2 separate regions of the Homo sapiens genome follow, and region 2 is linked to region 1. A link is a contact called in ENCODE Hi-C or POLR2A ChIA-PET data. All regions are on one chromosome and are shown on one strand. Each heading gives the region's core, a stretch centred on a gene start or an enhancer-like site at or near the end of the contact. The rest is flanking DNA. Distances are from core to core; before and after follow the strand shown. Region 1 overlaps CASC15 (cancer susceptibility 15). Region 2 overlaps CASC15 (cancer susceptibility 15).

The links. Hi-C counts contacts between places; a loop is a spot of excess contacts on that map. ChIA-PET counts read pairs that join two places held with the same protein, here RNA polymerase II (POLR2A). Pooled maps may share reads with other maps.
Region 2: a loop to region 1 is called in a map of endothelial cell of umbilical vein, with 4 times the contacts of the local background. The contact joins two enhancer-like sites. A Hi-C loop is called at or near these places in 5 of 168 maps with a recorded cell type or tissue (MCF 10A, endothelial cell of umbilical vein, esophagus muscularis mucosa and 2 more) and 7 of 50 pooled maps. POLR2A ChIA-PET finds 5 or more read pairs at or near these places in 7 of 52 experiments (GM12878, HEK293T, K562 and 4 more).

What each region holds. Positions count from the first base shown.
Region 1 is chr6:21,881,782-21,888,524 of GRCh38, forward strand. All of the region lies in intron 4 of CASC15 (cancer susceptibility 15), which reads left to right. Among named protein-coding and RNA genes, the nearest start is that of CASC15, 220 kb to the left of the region's middle. Within about 2 kb of position 3,835, at least 13 of the 41 ENCODE cell types and tissues checked have a DNase peak (open chromatin) inside an H3K27ac peak, as active enhancers do; they include endothelial cell of umbilical vein and heart right ventricle, where a contact is called at or near this core.
Region 2 is chr6:21,844,440-21,851,182 of GRCh38, forward strand. All of the region lies in intron 4 of CASC15 (cancer susceptibility 15), which reads left to right. Among named protein-coding and RNA genes, the nearest start is that of CASC15, 180 kb to the left of the region's middle. RefSeq lists enhancers at 2,618-2,667, 2,698-2,827. Within about 2 kb of position 2,397, at least 4 of the 41 ENCODE cell types and tissues checked have a DNase peak (open chromatin) inside an H3K27ac peak, as active enhancers do; they include endothelial cell of umbilical vein and heart right ventricle, where a contact is called at or near this core.

The sequences.
Region 1 (6,743 bases), core at 2,585-5,084:
TTTTGAACTCTTGACCTCAGGTGATCCACCCACCTCGGCCTCCCAAAATGCTGGGATTACAATAGGTGGAGCCACCACGCCTGACCATTTTCATATTTTTAGTAGAGACAGGGTTTCACCATGTTGGCCAGGCTGGTCTCGAACTCCTGGCCTGAAGTTATCTGCTCGAAATCCCAAAGTGCTGGGATTACAGGTGTAAGCCACTATGCCCGACCAATCCATTGTATTTTGTGATCCATTTCCCCACAGCAAAGAGTTTTTTGGGGGTGATTAGTTGTCCTAGGTTACTTCCATTGAGGGTTCTTAACTGGTTTCCTTGAGTAAGAATTAGAGATTAGGTGGTGATCTCATGAAACCACTGTAGAGGGGGTGGTTATACAGAGAACAAATATATTAAATGTTAAAGAAACTTGGCACTTGAACTTAAGTGTTCTCAAAATCAGACCTTGACTGTTATTTAAGTCTGGTTCCTGCAAGCAGAGCCTGGGGCAAGCCATTTGGACTTGTCACAGAGGTAGCCTTTGGGCAGATGCTAATGGCACATGAAGAAAGAGTGACCACAGTGTTTTATGTAGGTTCCTTTGATCATTCTTAACTGGTTTTTAATATTATACCAACATTTAATCAGAAACCAACATAGTTCTCAGTACTCTAACTCTGGGAATCATCTCTATATCCCAGCCCCAAAACCTACAGTGGAAGATTGGCTGTTTTGTCAATATCTCATGTAAGAAACTCTTCCTTTGAGAAAAACTATAGCAGTGAGGACTTAGGATTTCTTCGTGTTTATCCCAGAATGCTGAGGGAATTCAGGAATCATATCTTTCAGTATCTCAGAACCCTACACAGTGCCCGTCTTTTTAGTGTGGTTTTTCAGTTGGATTGCGTTTCTGAGGCCCCTGTAGGAATCTTCCTTTGGAATCTTTATAAACCAGATAGAATCTAATTGGTGAGAGAAGCCAGAGAATCCAATAAACCTTGTCCCTTCTCTCTTACTGTACTATATCCATCTATACCTATTTTTTAGGTTTAAGTTGTTTTAAACTCTAAAGGTAGAGTAAACATTAAATTGTATGTTTTACTGTTCACATTTAGCAATGGTAAATTGCTAAGAGAATTAAAAAAATAAGAAACCCTACCTTTCAGTAATAGGCTGGTGAAGTATCATTAAATCCTTAGAAATCAAAAAGAAATGGGCAAAATTCAAGATATTGTGAGTACCTTGTTAGGATAATCGTGGTAGAGACTTCTGTCTGCCTATATCTATCCCGATTTTCTTTCTTTTTTCTTTTTTCTTTTTTTTTTTTTGAGACAGAGTCTCGCTCTGTCTCCCAGTCTATAGTGCGGTAGCACCGTCTTGGCTCACTGCAGCCTCTGCCTCCAAGGTTCAAGTGATTCTCCTGCCTCAGCCTCCCTAGTAGCTGGGATCACAGGCACGCGCCACGAAGACTGGCTAATTTTTTTGTATTTTTAGTAGAGACAGGGTTTCACTGTGTTGGCCAGGCTGGTCTCGAACTCTTGGCCTCAAGTGATCCACCCGCCTTGGCCTCCCAAAGTTTTGGGATTACAGGTGTGAGCCACATACCCAGCCCTGATTGTTTCTTTGTGGATGGTTGGGCTGTTTAAGAAACATGGATTTTTTTTTTTACTGTCTCCACTTAGAATTTTGTTGTTCAGGTCTTTTTCTATGAGTTCCATAGCAATATTTTGGCCATGATTCTTGCTTGGACTTGATATTTTTAGGCTTCGTGAGGATTTATCATTCTATCGTCTAGGCATCCTGCCTTCTGATCATTCTCCTTGTTGCTTCCATGCTGGAAGTGATGCTAGAGGCACAGGTCTGTGCAATTACTTCTACACCGTAGGTACCTGGGGTGCTTAATGGCAGAGACTGTATTTGTCAGTTGGTGGTTTAGACAAGTTACAGGTAAAACACTATGAAAGCCTCTGTCTAGATTCTTATCTCTCTTTCTCTAGCAGAATCAAACAGACAGAAATGAAGTTGAATGCTGGGAAGTCTTTGTTTAAAAAAGTGGTTGCTGTTGTCTAGAATCACAGAGACACTCAGAAGGAATTGGGACTGGATGTGGAGGAAAGACATCATAAAACTTTACATTGAAAGCCAAAGATGTGAAGTTAGGCCTAGTCAAGTGTTAATTCTGAAAGATCAAAACACATCATCCTGGACTGTGAAGGTGTGCCTTCTGTAAGTTAAATGGAATGAGATCTTCTTCAGTGCACCTGATGTCTTGGGAAGGGTGAGTTGAGGCGTGGTGGATGTGAAACATGATCTCATTATAAATGTTCCCATTTGTTTTATGTGTTCAGTTTGTTTTGTGCTATCTAGATAGGAAATCTAAAGGCTGAGAAAATGTCTGCTGTAGACATGGCAGTGATTCTTTGATACTAAATAGTTGGAGGGGAGCCGAGTGATTGCGTGACTTATTTTTAGACAATATAGGGACTCCCTTGCAAAGGGAGGAGTTGGGAAGAATAGACGTGTTAGGAACCAGGTTAGCCTGGAGATTTCTCTGGTTACCTGAAGCTGGAAAAATATTGGAAGAAGAAATTATTCAATGAGAACTCATGCAGACCTGAGTCTCCAGTTATGCCTAAGTGGCCATGTCAGATCTGTGAACCTCTCTGCTGGCTTCTTAACAAACCCATATTTTTACAAGGAAGATGATCTGGGTTAGAGGAATTATTAATTATATTTCAGCTCACAAATTCCTCTTTACTATCACCCCTTTAGCCCCATGTAAACTCTGTTAGGGTTTGGTTAAGTGTAGAAACTGATATGTAAGCAAGAGTAAGAAGATGAAGTCACTTATCTGGAAATTTCTTTAAACCTTTAATTATTGTAAACAAAAGATCTGGTCTCTTTGGAGCTGGTAGTAATGTCTTAGTTTTGTGGCTGTTAGTTTTTTGACTCTATCAGACTGAGTCATTGTTTTATTTGAAGATCTAGAATAACATCATCTACAAAGAAATGATTACAGTAATTGATCTTGATACTGCCTCCTCCTAGTTGTATTTATATAATTATCTAAAAGGGTTTTTAATAGAATTACTGCAACAAGCCTGAAAAAGTCTGTGCTAAGTGGTAACACCTTGAAACAGGATCAATATGATCCCGCCTTCAAGGGGCTTTTGGATTTGTCTAGCCTACTATATGGCTGAGTACTAGACTCAGTTATCCCATTCCTCAGCAAAAGAAACTACAGAAGTTTGAGGGAATATCAGACTCTTGGCACACAATTGACATTTAGTAAACACTTGATAGGCAGTTGGTAGTGGGTGGCAGCATTCACAGATGAATTCTGAAGTAGATGGTGAATGATGCTGAGATTTTCTTTACCAGTCCTGGTGACACTGCCTGAGCTCACATGATAAGATCCTGGTAGAGTAGCATTTATTCTTCTTTTGCAGACTCAGCTAAGAGGACTTTGCAGTTGAGGCTGAATCTTGATCCATGTAGTCCATTCCCGATGGTGCTATTTAGAAGGCCTTTTGTTGTCTGAGCAAAGTTGTCTTCCTGGCCTTACTACTGAATCTTGGCAAAGGATCAATGGGTAAGCCCCATCCTCCAAAGATCTCATATAACATAACTGGTATCAGGACACTGATTACATGCAAGCAGTTCCCACATGAAGAGCTTTAAAATTGAGATTTTTCTTTGAAATTTAAAAGAAGGTGGAATAAAAATGTGCTTGCTTTCCAACATAGATCGATTAGCTGGCACGGAGAGAACACCGGCCTTTGAAATCTATAGGCATCCTGTTGCAGGCCTGACCCAGCTGACCCTGGGAGATTAGTAATGGTCTGTGCAGCCTGCTCTGTCAGCAAGTCTGGCAGGGTGTGCACAGATGGTGCCAGTTGGAGAAAATCACTGCCGAACAGTGCACTAAAGCCTCTGCCTTGGCCATTCTGCCTTGGAGGAGGAGCCGAGAGTGAGACTGGGTGGTTTACAGACGTGTTCCTGCCAAATGCCTTGGAAGAGACCTCAGAGGATACCAGTCCGGGTTTAGGATGCATTTGCTGATTATTACTTAAGTAATGTTTTCTTGTCATAGCTTAGGCCTTCCTGAGTTGTTGGGCATCTGGGATTTTTACAGGGTCTGTGGCCTTGGGGTTGTTCTGAAAGGGAATTTGAAATGAGAACTGATCTCATTCCAAGGAGTCAAGCATAATGCAATACTTGTTTTCCTAGAGTCAATCAGCCTAGGGAAAATGCGAGTAGGCTGGAAGCGGGGAGGAGGAGGAGTCTGAGAGTTTGAGTAATCAACTTAACCCAGGGGTAAAAAGAATTTTATTATAGAAAGCAGCACACATGACCTCTGTCCTTCCAGCTGCCACCAGTTTCTGGGTTGTCGAGTGATACCCTGAAAGTTTACAGTCAACACTCCTTGTGTGGGGTCAGTCCTAGAAATGGCGACGCTGCTCTCCGAAGATAGGAAAGAAAAGGACCTCATTCCATTGAGCCATTGACCGAAATATTTTCTCAACAAAGTTGAACTGAGCTGAAACTGTAAGCCTGTTCTTCCTAATTAGACATTTTATTCTTTGAAAATTCTACTTGGAGTTGCGTTGAAAAGTCAAAGTTGAGGAAATGCATCTTTCTAAAATACTTCCCTCTGAGCTGTATTTCAACAGGTTGAGGACAGGCTGAAAAAATATTAATGTTGAATGAAAGATGTGAGGGTGTCTGGGTGTCTGTAATTACAGAGGGTAACTGAATCAGTGAGTGGACTTTTCCCATTCCCAACTTTTTTGGTATTCTTCCTGCCACAACTTTGTCTTTTAAGTCTCCATCCAGGTTAGTTCTGGCTTTGTAGTTCGTTACTGTTTAACAGACTTGTTTGATTCCTTTTGTGTTGTTTTATGAACTGTGGTGTTGTTTCACTCTGGAAGAATTTTCCTTGGAGATGCTGCTGCTGTGAAATGAGAACTTCTCTTTTGGGTTTTTGAATGACCACCCCCACCCAAAGATACAAAGAAACCTATCGTGTTCAGTGCACTCTAGTGCTTTTGAAATTGGTGTATGGGAGCATGCTCTGGAGGGAGAGCTGAGAGAATGAACAGGGCATTTGCCAACCTCACACAGTGAGTGCAGACTGACACATACAGCAATACTTGCTGGAATCTGGAAGAGAGAGATAGAAAGCACACTTAAATCAGACAGAAGTGTAACTTTTCTTGTTTAATAGAGCATAGCTCAGGCATGATAGCTTTATTGACAAGATGGGAGGCCGAAGAAAGGAGAGAAGTCAAGGATGACTCAAAGTATGAGTTAGGAGAAAGCAGTGGGTACTGAAATACTTTGGCAAGAGGAAGATGAGGAGTTCAGTTTTAAGTAGTTTGTTTTTGAAATGTCCATTAGGTCTTTGGATATCTGGGTCTGGGTTTGATCAGAGAGGTCTGGGATGGAGATAGTAATTTCAGAGTTGCTGACACACAGCTGGTGATGAAGCCACAAGAGTGAATAAGGTAGCACAGAGAACGAAGAGAAATGGGAGTGGATGAAATTTGGTATAGAACTAAAAGCACACTGTGATTTCTCTCCCGCGCTGGTATTTGAACAATGACATGTATTTGCCTAGAGAAGACAAATAACAAAAATGACTGGGTGATTGTGTGTGGATCACGCTTGTTATATCTTTGATAGGGAAATTCAAAACGGTCTGTGGAAGTGTAGAAATAAATTCTTGAAAATGACCCTGAAGTAGATTTTTGGAGTGCTTTGGTCCGTTTCACAGATGCTTTACCATTTGAAGTAGATGCCAAAACAAACGAGAAGATAGATAGCTCAGGGTTTGTAGTACATGAAGCCAGCATCTGCTAGTTTATTTAGTAGCAGGAGCAGGAAGAGCAGAGGGAGAAGAGTGCAGCAGCCGCCAAGAATAAAACCTGGTCAAGAGGCCACATCAGCCCAGCTTGGCAGACGGGCCTGGTGGCTTTGGTAATTATACTGGTGCCTGCTGTATGTGGGCCTTTTCCACTGAGTTTAAAAAAGGCTTTCCTCTAACTACCAGGTCTCCCAGCAGTTGGGCCACTTTTGCCCTCGGTGGTTTTTCCCTGTGGAATATTTGCCGTGTCTGTGCTCCGTGGCTGTGTTTGCTGACTCCAGGGTAATACCCTTGGCCCTGCTGTTTCATGTGGCTCCTGCCCGTCTCCCCCTCCTGACTTAGCTCATAGAAGGTTTGTGAGGACATGCCCTTCGGGAAGAGCCCAGGAGAAACCACATGACTGCATGGCTAGACCAGCACACGTGGACTTGACCAAAGCCTTGTCTTTTTCCTTCTCTCCACCTCCCTCCCTTTTTAATCTATTAGTACTTTTGACATAAATAATATGTAACTGACTCAGATCTACAGAAATATCATGGCAAGGCACATACCTAGTGATGAGGGCCCATTAGCACTGAGACTTCCTTTGGGTTAATAATTTCATTATGGATAGAACTCCCTTTTGATACTCACCTTTTTTTTTAATTTTTATTTTTTGAGATGGAGTTTTGCTCTTGTTGTTCAGGCTGGAGTGCAATGGCGCAATCTTGGCTCACTGCAACTTCCGCCTCCTGGGTTCAAGCGATTCTTCTGCCTCAGCCTCCCAAGTAGCTAGGATTGCAGGCATGCACCACCACGCCCAGCTAATTTTTTGTATTTACTAGAGACAGGATTTCCCATGTTGGTCATGCTGGTCTCGAACTCCTGACCTCAGGTAATCCACCCGACTTGGCCTCC
Region 2 (6,743 bases), core at 1,147-3,646, 39 kb before region 1:
AGATGAGGTTTGGGGAGAATTGTAAGAGCCAGAAAGGTGGAGTGGTTGTCTAGGGCAGGGACTTTTCATGGATGCTACAGACACCTCCTTTGTGCTGCCTCGAATTTGAAATGCATTATTAATTTCTGTTCAATACAGATCGTTGATGTCAAACCAAAAATAAATGTGGGCCCTACTCCTGCTCTGGCCATTACATCTCTCAGCAGCCCAGCAATTAGCACCAACCTTGAGAACAGAGTGCCATCATTGATGTGACAGTTTCGTCCCTATTGTCCTGTTCCTGGGTGCATGGGTGACCCTTGACCTCCATTGGTCTCGGAGTGGGAAACTGAACTTATGAACTGTTCGGGCTGCGCTGGCCTCAGATTAACCTGGGCAAGGTTAACTTTCTCACTCTCTTCTTCAAAAGTGCTTTAGAGGGTGAGGAAGTACTAGGAGTAAATAATAATTTTAAAAAATGGTTGGGAGGGGAAAAACAATTGCATCAATTTCCTGAGTACAGACACCCCTAACCTGCCTTTTGCAAATAATCTCCCTTTTGTCTGCTCTTAGGGGTTTTGCAGATGAAGCCTTGGCTTTGGCTTGTCAATGAGGACTTTTCAGAAGCTCCAGAATGCCTTTAGCGGCTTTGCAGGAAGCGGTGACACAAAGTTCCAGCCAGTCTCCCCCTCCTTCCACTTATTGTTTCAGAATTGTCAGAAAACAGGCTGGGATGAGGAGGAAGAGCTACTGTGAGGGCTTTTTTTTTGTTGTTAGTTTGGCTGCTGAATGAAAGCAAGCACTTTATTTAGAAGTGAGTAGGGAGGGAAATGCAGCTTAGGGTTGACACCCTTCTGGTGCTTATCCATAAATATGAAATGGTGTTAGAACACCAGACACCAGAGAGCTTTCTGATTGGCTGTTGGTGATGTCATCATGTCATTAATACTGTGCTCAGAAAATAAACTGATCCGCCTGTTTTCCTTCTTTCTCTCTTTCTTTCTTTCTTTCTTTCTAGCTGAAATGTATGAAATCCATTTTGTAATCTAAAATGAGGTGCTTCAGTCAGGACATTTCGAAAGAATTATTATGTTTCTCATGTGTTCAGAGTCATTTTGGTATTCACTTGAGCAAAGCAATAGTCACCCACAAGTATTCAGCCTATCTTGTCTTATTGCTTAAAAGTAAAGGCAGACGCTATTCAACACCTGGGTACCAACAGTTGACATTTACCCACATTAAGTGCTAAGGCTGTAGATGAGGATTTCTTCTTGTCGGCCTTTAAACATCCTAGTAAGCCCAGGGCCAACGCTGGCACAGGGGAAGGTGAGGGATGTGGGTGAGTAATAAGGAGTGCTTTCTTTTTTATTTTCTTATAAACTAATTTTGTTTCTCTACCTGTGATAACTCTGCAGTCCAATTTAAACCTGCCTGCTTTTCCACTTAATGCATGCTCATCTGATCTGTTAGCCTTATAATTGTGTTTCAGCAGGAGGAATACACTTGTGGCATGTCCAAGGTGTGTGTGTGTGTGTGTGTGAAAAATCCAATAGCATTCTTGATATGCAGGAGTGAAATTCTCGGGAGGAAAGCCACTGCCAAGCAACACTCTAACCTCTGCATTGATTTTGGATGCCTAGAGGTCTGGAAGATTTGACAGTTCTCCATTCCTACTGCTTCACTCTCATCCAAGAAGGAATACTGTTTCGATTAATCATTGGGAAGCATTTTGGATAGATATAGCTCTGTGTGTTTTCTTTAAATTAAATATAGAACTGTCCTTTTGAGGGAAAGCCGTGATTCTTTATTGTCAGAAAGTTTGGCTAGAATAACCTTCCCTTTTCTTGTAATATTTAACTTTGCTTGTGAGTAACTATAACAATTCACTTCCTTGCATGCCAGTGTCCTCTTGGGTAGAATCTCCTAATAACATGTACAAATGTTATGTAAATCCCCCCTCCCCCACAAGATGTTTATTGAGTGAAAATGCCTCTAAGATTTTATTCCATTACTGTCAAAATGTCCAAGGTTATTTTACGCATGCTGTGGACATATTATTTGGATTAGCAAAATGTCTAGCAAGCAGGTATAACTGATTCTGGCATGCAACTGTAATCTCTTGTTACAGGGAGACAGTGCATTCCTTTTCAAGGTTACCCTCATTTTTTTGCAAGGTTATAAACCATAGATTTAGGAATCACTGGGGTCAAAGGGAAAAGGGAAAGACAATGAGCCCCATTCATCCTTATGAGCCCTAATGAGTATAGAGATAGTATATTTTCCAGGTTAGAGCCCCATCTCTGACAGGCTTTAATTATCTATGAGCTGAAACAAGAAGCAATATAAACATACAAAAGCATTTCAGGAACAGGTTTTTGAAGGAGATGAATCACCCAAGTTGGTGTCCCACTCAGCCCTTTTGCAAGGGGCCAGCTCCCTCCATTCTGCCTGCCACTTGATCACGTGACAGCTGTTTGCAGACTAAAGGAAAGAAACAATCATTCACTAGCAGGAAACCCAATCCCGGGCAGGTGCAGTTTGAGTAACGACTCTAGGCCTGAAGGTCAGAATGGCTGCAAAGACCTAAGCTTTTGCAGATGGTCTGAGTGGGAGGAGCCAGGTTCAATAACCCTTCTGTAGCCCCCAGGTTGGTCCTTCCTCGGGGAGGGTGCTACCACTTCTCCAGATACTGCTGAACTTTTGAACCCAAGTACAGTACGCTATTTAGGATGTTTGTCATTTATAGCTTTTAGATAAAGCAGTAGCGGATTTTAAGGAAACAGTAGACAGATCCATTTTCCTTTTCCTCCAGTGATGTTAGTGATCTAATTAGAAGTCAGTGTTTTAGCAGCTTCCTCTCTATGTGCTTTGGGTTCTTTTTTTCTAAGAGACGCCTATGGACATGAACAAAAGCCGGATGTTGCACTAGGGCTTCTGAACAAGTGCTCTGCATTAGATACGTCTGGAGTTTACACACCACGCTTTCCTCTGTGCAGACCAAATGAGAGCCTGCCGGGTGTTACGACTCCCTGTGTCCATTGTCAAAGCTGTATTTTCACTGCCTTGAAAAGTGCCCTTCTGCCACTTCATTTTATATCCATTACCAGTGGCCACTTTTTCTATTTATATTGCTTGGAACTAATTGAGATTCCAGGTGCACAAGTGTGTCACACGCAAGGGCTTGGGTACTTGGGCAAGTGTAACAATAGTTCAGGAAGAGATGATCAGCAGCCACCCTTTCTGGGTTGAGGAAACCTCCAAAAAAACCGAATAGAAAGTATCAAATACATAAATTTGAAGGGAGAATATATGAGCCTGGCATCTTCTCAGCTGCAACCTGATTTATTGAAAAAAATGGTGATTGGGGGAAAGTATAGAATATTTGCTTGAAGGAATCCACTTCTCTGAATAGCTCCCTCGTTTCTGTGGCTTGGAGACTGAGACTTAGAATTCCACAATTATACTGTATAGATGAGCCTTGTTCTATATTTGGGATGTAATCTCCACACTCAGGAGCTACATATGGCCGTGAGCACCCACTTAAGAGCTAAAAATGTAAGTTACCGCCTACTTTGTCCTGAATTGGAATCATACATAATTGCTCTATGCTTTAAAAAATCTTCCTTTGAGGAAAGAGTTCAAGATCAAATTGTTAGTGGGTAATCTTATATGAAGCCAAGTATCACTAGCTGTTGAAAGAAGCTACATAAATACTTGTTGTTGAACAAATAAAATAAATGAAGGAAGAATTCACATCTCTCATTACTTAATCAGAAAGTAACATGGTGAGTCAGGAAGCTGTAGGCTTATCCTAGAAGTAAATACCCATCATGAAATGGGCAGAGATCTGGAAGCAGGAACCGATGGGGTGGACTCCTAGAACTAATGAAAATGGAAAGTATGCAAAGTCCAGTGGTTTCTAAATTTGGCTGATCATCAGAGTCAGCTTATGAGCTCTTAAAAACAAAAATAGGCTGGGTGCAGTGGCTCATGCTTGTAATCCCAGCATTCTGGGAGGCTGAGGTGGGCGGATTGCTTGAGCTGAGAAGTTCAAGACCAGGCTGGGCAACATGGCAAAACCCTGTCCCAACAGGAAATACAAAAATTAGTTAGTCATGGTGGTGTGCACCTGTAGTCCCAGCTACTTGGGAGGCTGAGGTGGGAGGATTGCTTGAGCTCAGGGACGTAGAGGCTGCGGTGAGCTTTGATTGAGCCACTGCACTCCAGCCTGGGTGACACAGCGAGACCCTGTCTCAAAAAAAAAAAAAAAAAAAAAAAAAAAAAGCTGGTGCAGTGGCTTATGCTTGTAATCCCAGCACTTCTGGAGGTCAAGATAGGAGGATGCTTGAGGCCAGGCGTTCAAGACCAGCCTGGGCAACATAGCATGACCCCCTCTCTGCAAAAAAATTAAAAAACAAGTTAGCTAAATGTGGTGATGTGCACCTGTAATCCTAGCTATTCGGGAGGCTGAGGTGGGAGGATCACTTGAGCCCAGAAGTTTGAGGCTGCAGTGAACGAGACTTTGACTCTAAAAAGCAAATAAACAACCGAAAAACCCCAAAAGACAAAAATAAAAACAAACACAACATCAATTTCCTGGCCTAGACTCCGAAATCTCTTAATGCCCAGCCTTTGTCCACAGATCAGAAATGCCGGGGATGAGAAGGGGATGTGGAGGTCGAGGGCATGAACCAAGGAGGTGGCCAGGCTTTGCCAGCACAGAGCAAAGGAAAGATACCATTTTGGGGGTTTGTTTTTAAATGGATTCCGCAAACATTTTTTTGAGCACAACACATTGTATCACATTTTGTGATGGAAGTATACAAAACAAAACTCACTTCTGCTGACAGGCCCACAGACAGATTTATCTTGAGCAGAATGACAGCTCCACTTGCTCAGTGTATTGTGGCCCTCTGAGTATCATTAGTAGAGGAACGTAGAGGAGGGAGGAATAACAGGTTCGTAGAAGCCTTTGAGGTGATCTTTAAACTGGTGTTCTGAAGGGTGGGTAGGGTTTTTCTAGGAGTACGAAGGCCAGAGGGGAGATTAGGAAGATAGAAAAAAAAAAAAAAGGGCAAAGACAAGGAAGGAAGAAAGAACAAGGTGTGTTTGCAGAATGGTGAAGAAGGCAAAGGATGATTGGAGGTGAGAGCTGAGCCTGTGGCCAGTGCCTTCGTTTGCAAGACTAAGGTATCTGGAGTTCATAGTATGGTTGACCTTGAACAACATGCGGTTGAATGGCAAAGGCCCACTTATAGGCAGATTTTCTTCCTCCTCTGCCATCCCTGAGAAAGCAAGACCACTTCCTCCTCTTCCACCTTCTCTGCCTACTCAATGTGAAGATTTCTAAGTTTCAGTCTCCAAGGATGAAGACCTTTATAATGATGCCCTTTCACTTAAAGAGTAGTAAATATACTTTTTCTTCCTTATGATTTTCTTTTCTCTAGCTTTATTGTAAGAATACAGTCTATAATACATATGAGATACAAAATATGAGTGCATCGACTATTTTATTGGCAAGGCTTCTGGTCAACAGTAGTTAAGTTTTTGGGGAGTCACAGTTATATGTGGGTTTTTGACTGTGCAAGGTGGTCAGTGCCTCTCACCCCCACATTGTTTTTTGTTTGTTTTTGAGACAGAGTTTTGCTCTTGTCACCCAGGCTGGAGTGCAATGGTGCAGTCTCGGTTCACTGCAACCTCTGCCTCCCGGGTTCAAACGATTCTCTTGCCTCAGCCTCCTGAGTAGCTGGGATTACAGGCGCCCACCACCACGCCTGGCTAATTTTTGTATTTTTAGTAGAGACAAGGTTTTGCCATGTTGGCCAGGCTGGTCTGGAACTTCTGACCTCAGGCGATCCACCTGCCTCCGCCTCTCGAAGTGCTGGGATTATAGGTGTGAGTCACCGTGCCTGGCCTACCCCCACATTGTTTAAGGGTCAATTGTATAATCAACCCTGTTCCCCCCAGAAAGATAAGATGAGATGCTTTTAGGATGTTAGCCTTACCACTCTGGAGTGTAAAAGAAACTGGGGGGGTTGCCCTCAGGCTTAAAGGAGCTGTGGACAGGGAGAGGCACGTTGGGTTTTGTCTCTAAACAGAATACAAGCCCTCTGAGGATGGGCAACTTAACTTCCAAAGATTATTCTCATCTCTGCAGCATGTGGTAGGCACTAATACCATTCTTTGGTTAATTAAAAGATGTTTAATATATGCCTCATTAAGCAGAATAATCAGTATCTCTGAGATGCTTATGTGCTTTATTTTTCTCCTTTTAATAAAAACAAAAATTAGAGGGATAAGAAATAATTAGGGGCAGGCTGTTAGCTCTCACTTCATTTTTTTTTCTCCCTTGATGATTCTCTTTCATTTTTTTTCCATAGCTCACATAGCTCACTTTCTCCCTTGACCTAGTCCTCTGCTGATAACATCAAAGTTAGCACAGCTTGCAGACCTAAGTGGGTTTAGAACACAGCTCTCAAGATGGAGCCATGCAGATATGGAAATTGGATTTTAAGCATCTGTGATCTCTGCCCACTTCCTCTTTAACTAACACATGAGACCCCTCACAATCTCTCTAAGATGTAGAATTGTCCATATCTGTAGACTCGAAGTGCTGTGGCTGAGGACTTTTTTTTTTTTTTTTTTTTTTTTCCCAAGGCAGAAGAATTTTTCTTAGTACAGAACAAAATGAAAAGTCTCCCATGTCTACCTCTATCCACACAGACCCGGCAACCATCCGATTTCTCAATTTTTTCCCCACCCTT